2 separate regions of the Homo sapiens genome follow, and region 2 is linked to region 1. A link is a contact called in ENCODE Hi-C or POLR2A ChIA-PET data. All regions are on one chromosome and are shown on one strand. Each heading gives the region's core, a stretch centred on a gene start or an enhancer-like site at or near the end of the contact. The rest is flanking DNA. Distances are from core to core; before and after follow the strand shown. Region 1 has its middle 66 kb from the start of RGL1. Region 2 overlaps RGL1 (ral guanine nucleotide dissociation stimulator like 1).

Region 1 (5,353 bases), core at 2,585-5,084:
TTAAAAAGCCTCAGCACACTTACAATAGACTACATGTCAGAGTTTTGGGTTATCTCTGAATAGTCAAAACCCCGATATTATATACATGTATGTAAAGAGGCTATTTTAATATCATACTGTTTGTTTGACTTTTGAGTAGTGAATGCATAATATGGGAATAAGTACAATACGTGAGTGAAACACCGAAATCACCTTTCACTGTTTTGTTTAGTAGTTTGGAGCCTTCAGTTCTTCTGGAAAAATAATTCAATGCACATTAGTTTTGCTTTCTACATTTGAGGGAGGTGAATGCTTTACTTTTGTAACTGTAAGAGGTCTCAGCAGTCTTGTAGCCTATTCATATTAAAGATAAGGACACTGAGGCCAAGAAAGGTGAAATGGCTTGCTTAATGGTTACACAGAGAATTAACTGTAGCTTCATGATTTTAACTCAGGTCTTGTGACTAGAATTTCAGTGCACTTTGCATTAGGCAATTCTGAACCTTTGAGTAAAACTAAAATGCAAAGACTGCTCTTGATAGCATTCTAGGTGGAAGAGTTGAAGATAGTAGGATATAAAGATAAACAAACCTATCTTATCTGGACAGGACCTCAGCTCATTAGGAAGAGGAATGAGGAAGAGAGAATGTAGGAGGAAAGAAATGGCAGAAAGACAAATAATCATGGGAAGGGACTGGAACAGGGTAAATGCCAGACATTTTCAAGATTAGAAGAAATCTGAGTTGAGTTTGAAAAATTGAAAGATTTCTTCAGGTAGAAGCAAAAGGAAAATAAGCAGAAATATTATCACATATAAGGGAGTCTGCAGAGGAAGAAGAAAAGCATGACCCTAATAGATAAAGATAAGAAGCACCAAATCATTTCAATAAGTTTCTGAATTTTAAACACTTTCTTTTCCTTCCAAACCATTTAAAGAGGAGGAGGAGGAGAAAAAAATAACGATTTGTGAGGGATGTCTCATATGCTATTTATTATAAGAAGGAAAGTAAAATTCAATAAATTACAAAATGATGTATCAAACAAAGTTCAGCATGGAGGTTAATAAAATAAATACAGACTTGAGTGGAGTTGTGTCCTAGCACTTACTTTTAAAGCCATGTTTCAAAAAAAGGGCATCCATGGAAGTGATGGATAATTTTTATCTGATAGCAAGAACAGACACTAATAATGGCAAGTTATTGTGTTCTTAGATTGTTATTTTAATACTTAACGTTTTCAAGATTAGCCTCTGAGAAGCTGCTCATTTACTTTTGGTGCATAATGATCACTTAGGGTATGAAGCCATCAGCTGCGCCCTTTGTTATGACCATGGAAAATGTTATGACCTCCTGTCAATGATTATTTTGGAAGGAATAGAAGAAATAAGTTATGATTACATATTATAGATATTATAAGCATAGTGTTAGTAAATATTTTAAAAAGAAGACTAGGCACAGTGGCTCATGCCTGTAATCTTAGTACTTTGGGAGACTGAGGCAGGAGGATCACTTGAGCCCAGGTGAGACCAGCCTGGGCAACATAGTGAGATTCTATCTCTACAAAAAAAAAAAAAAAAATCTTTCCATGGCTTTCTCATCTGCAGATTGTTTCTCAGTGTCAAGCAAGCACATCTTTCTTCCATCCCACCTGTCTTCCCTGTTTTAATTTTATTTCTGTGCTTCATAAGGTTGAGGCAGTATGCAATCACAATCCTTTTACAATTACAAAAAAATTCCCAAACAATTTTCTTTTTTAATTTTTGAGAAAAATTTTGCTTTTATGCTCTCTGATCAGATTTGCCTTTATATACATACAGGTTCCTTTTTTCACCCCACTCCCAACTTAAGGCTGATTTTACCATCCAGTTGTTTAAACAAAATTCTGTTTTGGGTATCAGGTGTTTTAAATTAAAAATTCTTCAAAATTGATTTCCAAAGGAGTCCGTAAGGCTTACGATATTTTAGACCAATTCTTAACTAGAACAGAAAATTTTGCCTTTTAGGTTTACAGTGATTTCATATTATCTGATGATTCTGTTGAAGGGGCCCATTATTTATGGTATTTGCCTGGAGGTTGTCTTGTAAGCCTTGACTATGTGTTTTAAGAAAGAAGGCAGGCTGAGTGCGGTGGCTCATGCCTGTAATTTCAGCACTTTGGGAGGCCGAGGCAGGCAGATCACCTGAGGTCAGGAGTTCCAGACCAGCCTGGCCAACATGGCGAAACCCCGTCTCTACTAAAAAATACAAAAATTAGCTGGAGGTGGTGGCAGATGCCTGTAATCCCAGCTACTCGGGAGGCTGAGGCATGAGAATCGCTTGAACCCTGGAGGCAGAGGTTGCAGTAAGCTGAGATCACGCCACTGCATTCCAGCCTGGGCGACAGAGCAAGACTCCGTCTAAAAAAAAAAAGAAAGAAAAAGAAAGAAGTCAGCAGTTCAACTATAAGATGCACAGTATATCAGAGGTAGTGGAAAGTCTACATATGCCTCCTATTTTAATTTTAACAAAAAAATGACTCTGTCACATAGACTTCTAGCTCTTTTTAGCGGAATAGGTAGGAAACCTATAATGCATGAATTGTTTAAAGAAAGTATCGAGGCTGGGTGAGATGGCTCATGCCTGTAATCCCAGCACTGTGGGAGGCTGAGGCAGGTGGATAATTTGAGGCCAAGAGTTCAAGACCAGCCTGGCCAACATGGTAAAATCTCGTCTCTGTTAAAAATACAAAAATTAGCTGGGCGTGGTGGCAGGCATCTGTAATCCCAGTTACTCGGGAAGCTGAGGCAGGAGAATTGCATGAACCCGGGAGGCAGAGGTTGCAGTGAGCCAAGACTGCACCACTGCACTCCAGCCTGGGTGATAGCACGAGACCCTGTCTCAAAAGAAAAAAAGAAAAGAATAAAGAGAGTATGGAATAAAATGCTAGATTTGAAGAGGAAAAGGACAGGTTGGTAGCAGGACTGGCTATATAATTTGTGGGGCTCAGTGCAAAATGAAAATAGAAGTCCCCTTGTTCAAAAATTAAGAAGTTTAAGGTAGCAACAGCAAAGCATTAAACCAAGCATGAGGCTCTTCTGAGCATGGGGCCCTGTGTGACTTCATAGGTCACACACTCATAAAGCTCACCCTGGTCAGAAGTTGAGATGTCAGTAAAAAGGAAAAGGAATGATCCATTCCCTGTGATGTTTTCCTACCTCTATGCCATCCTTACCTATGTACTCATCAGGTGTGACCATCTCTCAAGGGGGCACCATTGTGCCAGTGAGCTGAGGCACAGACACTGGCTCTAGTCTATGGAGGAAGGAGCATGAGAAGGAGGTTGCATTCTACCAGCGGCGGGAGAGTAGGATGGAGCTGAAGGCTTTCTGAACTGATCTAGGAGAGAGAGCATGAACTTGGGAACTCTGCAACTTTCTAGCAGTGTAGTAAAGTTATTTAACCTCTCTGAATCTTATTTTTTCATTGCCGTAAAATGGTGATATCTACCTCTCAGGGTTACTGTGTGGATTACAGATAATGTGGAAAATGCCTAGCACTGTGGCTGGTATGCAGTGGAAGCTCAAGATATATTGTACATATGGTCATTTTTGTAAGTGCGGAGATACACTGAGGATGAGTGAAAAAGACTTCAAGTCTCAGATAGGGTGGAGGATCTCAGAATGCTTGAAGAGCCTTGTAAGAACTGGCTGCCTCTCTTGAGTCCCTCCTTAGTTCCTGAGTGCTTTGGAATCGTTTAAAACTCACAATTGCATCTTCTTCCCAAATAGGGTGAGGAGCAATCTGTGGGAAGTCAGTGCACAGTAGAGTTCAGTCTTCCAACGCTGAAAATTTGCCAACTTTCACCCACACTGTGGAGATGAGAAAGCAGCTGTGGGCAGACAGTAGAGTAAGCTGTGGGGTCTCTGGAACATGTTACGCTTACGGATGTTCCATTGTTCCCATGAGATTTTGTACTTTGTCTGTTTTATCCAGGTTTGTTTCCATAATATACGAAGGAGACAGCCAAAACCATTTTATGTAGTTTTCCTACTTTGTTTTGATTTATTTGTTATTATTTACAGTATTATCTCCAATAACAACAATGGAATTTCCTTTCCTACTAATCTGGCCTGTTTCCATTTTGCCTGTTTATTTTAATTTCCTTTTTTTGGACTGAAATCTCTACATGACTCTGATTTGTTTATTTCCTTGCGTGTATGTGTCAGCATCATTTATTAGTGTGTCCACTCAGAGGAACTTTGTTCATTAATTATGTAGGTTTTGTTTCCTGGTTCCTAATGGGAGGGTATTAAGTGCTCTATGTTTCTAAGTACTTCACGATGGTTTTGGTTATCAGTTTCTTCATCACTGCTCTCTGCAAGTAGATGGGCTTACTCTCCATGGCTTACAGATGGAGCATGGGAAGCCCCAGAGCAGAGAAGTAACTCCTCTGCAGATGATGATTTTCTTAAATCCGCTGACCCGTCACGCCTGCCACTCGTATAGATTTCAATTTCCACTTACTTTTATTTGGGTAGTGGGTTAAGTGAGCATAACACCTGTGTTTTGCAGACGTGATTCCTTGAAGACATTTCCATGAAAACCAGCCTGTTGTTAACGAATGAGCAATATCGTCTTGCATTATAAGCTGCTTGGGGGGTGTGTGATGAATGTTAGACTTATCCCTTTTTTGTGAAGAACTTACAGCCCACTAAGTCAATAAAAAAGTTAAAAGGAAGAGGTAACCTGACTTTTACATCTGTTACTTGAATATATAAGATCTGCTGCCTCCTTTTCAATGGATTGTCATGATTTACTAAATGATTGAATTAATGATTCATAAAACATTTATTTAGTACTTACTCTGTGTGTGATACTATCTCTAGTCTCAAGATGCTTATAAGACTAGAAGGCGAAAATAGAATTGAAAGCAAATAAATATAATAAAATGTTACAGGTGACATGATAGAAGTTTGTCTAGAGTACATAGAATAACAAAGGAGGGAGGCCTGTATTCTCTTGGGATGGGGATTGGAGAGAAGGTGTCACAAACAAAGGCTATAGGCACCAGATGTATCTGGGGTCCATAGATACTTTCAAATGGCTGAAACAGTGGCTGAGGAGGCAGCAGTGCATGCATGAGGTGGGAGAAGGGAGGTGGAGAAAGCCAGACACAAAGATCCTTGGATGCTGTGTGAAGGAATTTGGGTTTTATTCTTTAGGAAAAGTTTTAGGTAGATGGAACATCAGTAACAGTTTTGCTTTTTAGAAAAATTACACCAAGAATAGACTCAAGGAGACTTGAATGGAGGCAAGGAGACTCTTCTGATAATATGGGGCTGAGCCAGGCAAGATATGATGAGATTCTGAGCAAGCCAGTGGTGGATGGAAAGATG
Region 2 (5,751 bases), core at 483-2,982, 180 kb after region 1:
TGATTCACTTGGATGCAAGTAGCTCCTGGACTGCACAATCCCTGCATATTAGCTAGAAAGGCTCGTGATTCTCCTGCTTGGCACATAGCTGGACTGAGCTGACCTCCACACTTCCTTCCTGACCTGAGAGCCTGTGACAGCCGCCTTCTCCAAAAGTCCTCCAGACTGTCATTCTTCCTTTTCCACAGGCTGCACTGTGAGGTTGCTCTTAAGGGTGAAGTGTAATTTATTTGCATTCCTTTCTTCATTCCCCGATCATGATTTCTAAATATTGATTTTTGCACTTGCTCCTCACTTCTTAAATTCTCAATAGGAATTTGGGGGCTCATCAGGCAGTCTGTTTAGAGCTGCTATAACCCAGGCATATTCTAGGCTTTATCTTAACTATAAATGTCACTAGAATCATAGAAAAATCTAACAAAGGAAATAGAGTTTGGATAGAGGAACATGAAGGCGAAAAAATTGAATGAATAATTGGAAAATGCACCCCCTTAACTAATATATCTGCAAAGAAACTTATGCTATTAACTTATCTATCATCAGTTAGTCCTCAAATTGAGCCACTAAGTTGATTCATTTGGGAACATAAGGAAGAAAAAAACCCAAAAACCAAAACAAAAACTAAACCATATTATGATAGAGCCACAATCAGACCCCTACCCATGAGAATTGTCACATCAGCTGGCTGGCTGTAAACTAACTGTGCAATAGAACTGAATGTATAATTATGCCACAGGAGGAAATCTACAGGAAATAAGATAATAGACTCCATTTTAATCAGAAGCCTGATAACCAGAAAGCTCAACTTCTATACTGTTTCCATGGAAAGGCAGATAAATATGAAAGAAATGTTATTTATTTTATAAATGACTTCCAGAATATTTTATAGGATTAACATGGTATAATTTAGCTTAAGTCATTCCGGGAAATTCTTTATAATTTTCTACAATAATAATGGGTATTTTAAATGGTTCAATTTAATGATTTTTAAAAGTACCTCTTCCAATAACTTCTTTCTTTGGTTATTGGTATTGCATGGATGAGAAATGTGTAGTTAATCAGAAAAGCATATTAACTGTAGTACTCCATTTCTTAATTGTCCTTGATACACATCATGAAAATGTATACAGTTGGCTCTACTAGCAAATGTGGAAAGTGGTGAAGCTGCTTAAAGGCTGTATTTCCCTTGAGCAAGTCACTTTTATATTCTGAATCTTATTCTCCTCGTCTTTATAATGCTCTGCATTTTGTTCACAAGACAGTTGTGGAATTAAAATGGGATAAGATAATATGAAAGTTCATGATAAGCCTCACAGTACTAAACATACCGAGGTAGCAGCATACTATGTTGATTCATCTTATTGTCATCAGCCACAGGCTGAGCCTTGGCCATGTGCTTGCTCTGGGAACTCGACAGTGGGAATCAGGGAGCTTGGGTTCCTGTTCTAGGGGTGCTGTCAACTAGCTGTGTGGACCTGGAGCCCCAGTTTTCTCCCTGGGTCTCAGGTTCCTCAGCAGAACAGGTATGGGACTAGTTGATGTCCAAGGCCTTTCTAGCACTAATATTCAATGCAGAGCCGTATAATCTGGGGTACTTCTCTTAGAAACTTCTAAAAATACAGAACTTTCTCTCTCACTACGAAATCTGACTGCAGTAGGACTGAATCAACTGCGTTGGCAAGGCTTTCCTCCAGCCCCGTAAGCTTCTGACTTCTTTGGGAACCCATATTGCCTCCAGTTTCTGGTGTCTGCTGCCACCTGCTGGTTAACTTCTATAAGAACAGCTAAAACCTAGGGAAATAGAACTGCTTTGCCTCACGTGCTTATAGAGTGATTAGGTCACACTGAGTCACCGATAGGCATCTACCACTGATGGGGACTCAGAGTACTTACACCAGGGATGAGACACATGTGTGCTGTGGGCTGTTGTGGAGGAAATAACTGCAGTCTATCAGTCTTGATATCTACCTCTGCTTTGAAAATTGCAAAGCTGTTGGCCAGCGTTCTAATCTGTTTTCTTCTGGGGTGTGTTTACTCTTCCAGCTCTCTGAGTCCTCCTCATCCTGTTCTTCTATCCATTCCATGGACACAAATTCCTCAGGGATGTCTTCCTTAATCAACCCCCTCTCCTCCCCTCCGTCCTGCAACAACAACCCCAAAATCCACAAGCGCTCTGTCTCGGTGACGTCCATTACCTCGACTGTGCTGCCTCCTGTTTACAACCAACAGAATGAAGACACCTGCATAATCCGCATCAGTGTGGAAGACAATAACGGCAACATGTACAAGAGCATCATGGTGAGGAGCAAGCCCTGACCCAGGAGCGGGTTTCCATTTAGATTGTGTGTCTGTGTCTGTCGGCCGCTCAGACTAATAGCCCTAAATATGCACACTCAATATTAGCATATACATATATGCATTCACACAGAAGGGATGTGTGTCAGTTCCAGGTCTCCCTGGGCATAGATGCTGAATGATATATGTATATAAAATATATATACATATATATGCACACACATGGTGTATATAGGATATAATTTTCACATCTTAAAGAAATGCTAAAACTTATTCGTTTAGGTCAGTATTAGCCATTTGAAAATTCTCAATTTGGGTGACAGTGTAAATGTGCTCCAGGGAGGATGACACAACCTCACACATTTTTGGAAGCCTTCCTATGGAATTATATGTCTGGTTTTATCATTGAATTTCCACACATTCTTAGCAGTGTACTCCCCTGATGGCAGATTTTTGTCATTTAGTCATTTGGATCAAACCTAGTTAATAAAGTGGATGATCAAGCTAGAAATACAGTTTGGGTTAATGAGGAACGATGCCTATAAAATGAGACTGACCTTTTTGAGCTTCTTGTAAAATCTGTGTGTTTCTGAGGACAATTGCAAAGATATTTTTAATAATGGCAGTCTTTTGGGAATACACACAGAGCCTCTCATGGCGATAACCTTGGGTATGTGAGGTCTGGTAGGTTTATCACAAGAATATAAACTCCTTAGTTTATGGGAGATAATCATGTATTGGAAATCACTTTATCCTTTGCAGCAAAATCCCACAGCTAATTCCACATCTCTCCTCATCTTTATCACTCGCCTCTTTGAAGGCACACTCAGTGCTTACAAGCTCAGGTCTGAATATGGCATAAGTGGTATGGAGGCTCCACATAAAAGCTTTGCTAAAGCATTTATTGAGTCAACAAAATATCAAACATTTATTGCGTTCTAGTCATTAGATCAGGCTTTGGGGATAGGGAGATGAGTGAGACATTTCTGCCTTTGAGGAACTTTTAATTAGAAAGGGAGCCCACAAAGCATTATTCACAATGTGCAAAATAATAGAGCCAAGATCAGGTGGTAAAGGGCCTTGTGGCCCACACAGAGGAGTGTGTTAATCCCGCAGGCAATAGGGTCTTGTTGAAGGCTTTTAAGTAGTGATGGGATTTGCTCATTAAGAAAGTCATGGCACTGTGTTTGCTGGAGTGTCGGGGTAGACTGGAGGCGGGGAAGCAAGTTAGGAAGCTGCTATCATGTTCCATGTAGGAGAGGATAAGGGCTTGAATGACGGTCATGTGGCTGGAGATGGTGAGGATTTTTGAAAGCTTTTGATGAGGTAGAATTGTAGAATCCATTCATTTAGTTACCAACTTTTTGGTTACTGTTGTGGAGGACTAGAGGCTGTCTGGGTAGTTGGTGGGTCTGTGAGATATGAACTACCAGAGGAGGATATTCAGGGACATTTAAATCAGAGGTACCAGTATGACATCAGATGGCATTGTCTGATAGATGGTCAGAAACATGGGCTGGTGCAAGGCTGGTGCTGAGATCAAATACTGGGAGTTGTCAAACCCCACAGGGGGGACGTGGTCTCGCGAGACTGAGTGTAGGATGAGGCAGAATGCAAGTGGTAATGAGGGAGGGGCTAATAAAGGAGCACCCGAGAGGTAGAGGAAACACAGGGAAGCCAAGGTCCTCCATGTGGTTACTGCCTGCTCAGCATGGTCTGTTCACCTGGCACCTCTTACCTGCACCAATCAGAGAGAATGTCCACTGCATAACTCTACAGTGTCTCTGAATTATAGCATGGATTTGTACACCAAACAGTTATGTTTTGGGACATGCCTGGTCAGCGTGCACTCTGCTCAGTCTGGGGGGAACTGTGAGTGGTTGGACTGCACAAACCTCTACTGCCCAGGAGGAGTCACAGGTTGTGCATGCTGTCTGAGTGTTGGGAGGGTAGTGAGCAGAAGATCCCCTGCCCCCTGCTCTGAGATTCCTCCTTCCCCAGCAAATGGGCTGCCTCTGTGAGAATCACCTCTCCTGCCAACCCCTTCCTGTGGCCCTTTATATTGCACCAGGTGGTGGCACTCACCTTTCATGAAAATCCTGCCAGCGCATGTCACAGGCTTATTCTGGAGAGACGACACACTGCTCTCGTGCTCTCATTCTAATCGTTAGGCCTCTCAGGAGAAACCTTGCTCACAGGACGTACCTTTCTGAAATGTATTATGCTGTGTGCTGTTGACCAGAAGATGGAAATAAATCAGTCCAGGTTCAGGCGAGACTAGCAGTTCTCAAACTTTTTGTTCTCAGGACCCCTTTATACTCTGAAACAGCATTGAATATTCCAAAGAGCTCCAGACTATGTGGGTTGTATCTGTTGATATTTACCACATTAGATATTTAAACTGAGAAACTTTCAAAATGTTGATTAATTCATTTAAAATAACAATAATGAACACATTGCATGTTAATGTAAATTTTATTTTTTAATGAAAAATATCTATTTTTTTCCAAAAATTATTGAGTGAGAAGTGTGGCATTGTTTTCCATTTCTGAAAGTCTGTTAAAATGTGAGTGAGACTGGCTTTGTTTTGTTTTGTTTTTGTTTTTACTGTGAGTACAGGGTACTGAAGAATACAGTGACAGCTAGTAGATTTGTAGTTAGAAACCACTGGACCGATTTGTGCTGTTGTGCCAGCAATTCCATCCACCATAGCTTCTGCAATACCTATGCAAATGTCAACACAAAGAAAAGACAAACAGCATCTTAGTATTATCATGAAAATAATTTTGATCTCATGGATCCCCTCACAGATTTCAGGGACCCCACGGGCCATAGATTGCACACTGAGAACTGGTGGCCTAGAGAACTTGCTTTGCAAGAGCAACTAATGTCCCTGGAATCCAAGGCCCTTCCATAGAAGAAGAGACAGCAATTAGCCCTTGTAAAATTACCTCCTCAGTGACCATGGAAAAATGTCTTCTACCACTGAACCCATCACTCTTTCGAAATGATCTTTCTCTCCATTGTGTCAATCACAGAGTCAGTCTCCCAAGATCCCTTACACAGGGAATGCAGTATTTCTGTCACAGGAAAGTCAATGAGGGCGACACCAAAGCATCGTTCAGTACCGCGCATTCAGTACAGCAGCCACTGGCCACGGGTGGCGATGGAGCATTTGAAATGGGAATACTCCAAATTGAGATGAGCTGAGGGTAAAATATATACCAGATTTTGAACACTTAGTACAAAAAAGTAAAATACTGCATTAACAATTTTTGTATTGATTATATATGCTGATGTAATATTTGGGGTGTTCAAGTTAAATATCACCTTTCAAAAACTTTTTTTTTTTTTGAGGCAGAGTCTTGCACTGTTGCCTGGGCTGGATTGCAATGGCACGATCTCAGCTCACTGCAACCTCTGCCTCCCTGGTTCAAGCGGTTCTCCTGCCTCAGC

What was found. A loop is a pair of places that touch in the nucleus more often than their neighbours do. ChIA-PET counts read pairs that join two places held with the same protein, here RNA polymerase II (POLR2A). Pooled maps may share reads with other maps.
Region 2: a map of naive thymus-derived CD4-positive, alpha-beta T cell shows a loop between it and region 1 (20-fold over the local background). The contact joins two enhancer-like sites. A Hi-C loop is called at or near these places in 6 of 168 maps with a recorded cell type or tissue (CD4-positive, alpha-beta memory T cell, CD8-positive, alpha-beta T cell, Caco-2 and 3 more), 15 of 37 single-sample maps with no recorded cell type and 16 of 50 pooled maps. POLR2A ChIA-PET finds 5 or more read pairs at or near these places in 1 of 52 experiments (activated CD4-positive, alpha-beta T cell).

Annotation. Positions count from the first base shown.
Region 1 is chr1:183,736,044-183,741,396 of GRCh38, forward strand. It overlaps a transcript of RGL1 not described here. Among named protein-coding and RNA genes, the nearest start is that of RGL1, 66 kb to the right of the region's middle. Within about 2 kb of position 3,835, at least 2 of the 41 ENCODE cell types and tissues checked have a DNase peak (open chromatin) inside an H3K27ac peak, as active enhancers do.
Region 2 is chr1:183,914,404-183,920,154 of GRCh38, forward strand. It overlaps RGL1 (ral guanine nucleotide dissociation stimulator like 1), which reads left to right. Exons shown (of 18, transcript NM_001297671.3): 16 at 2,044-2,298. Among named protein-coding and RNA genes, the nearest start is that of RGL1, 110 kb to the left of the region's middle. RefSeq lists an enhancer at 1,642-1,831 and a silencer at 4,383-4,572. Within about 2 kb of position 1,733, at least 17 of the 41 ENCODE cell types and tissues checked have a DNase peak (open chromatin) inside an H3K27ac peak, as active enhancers do.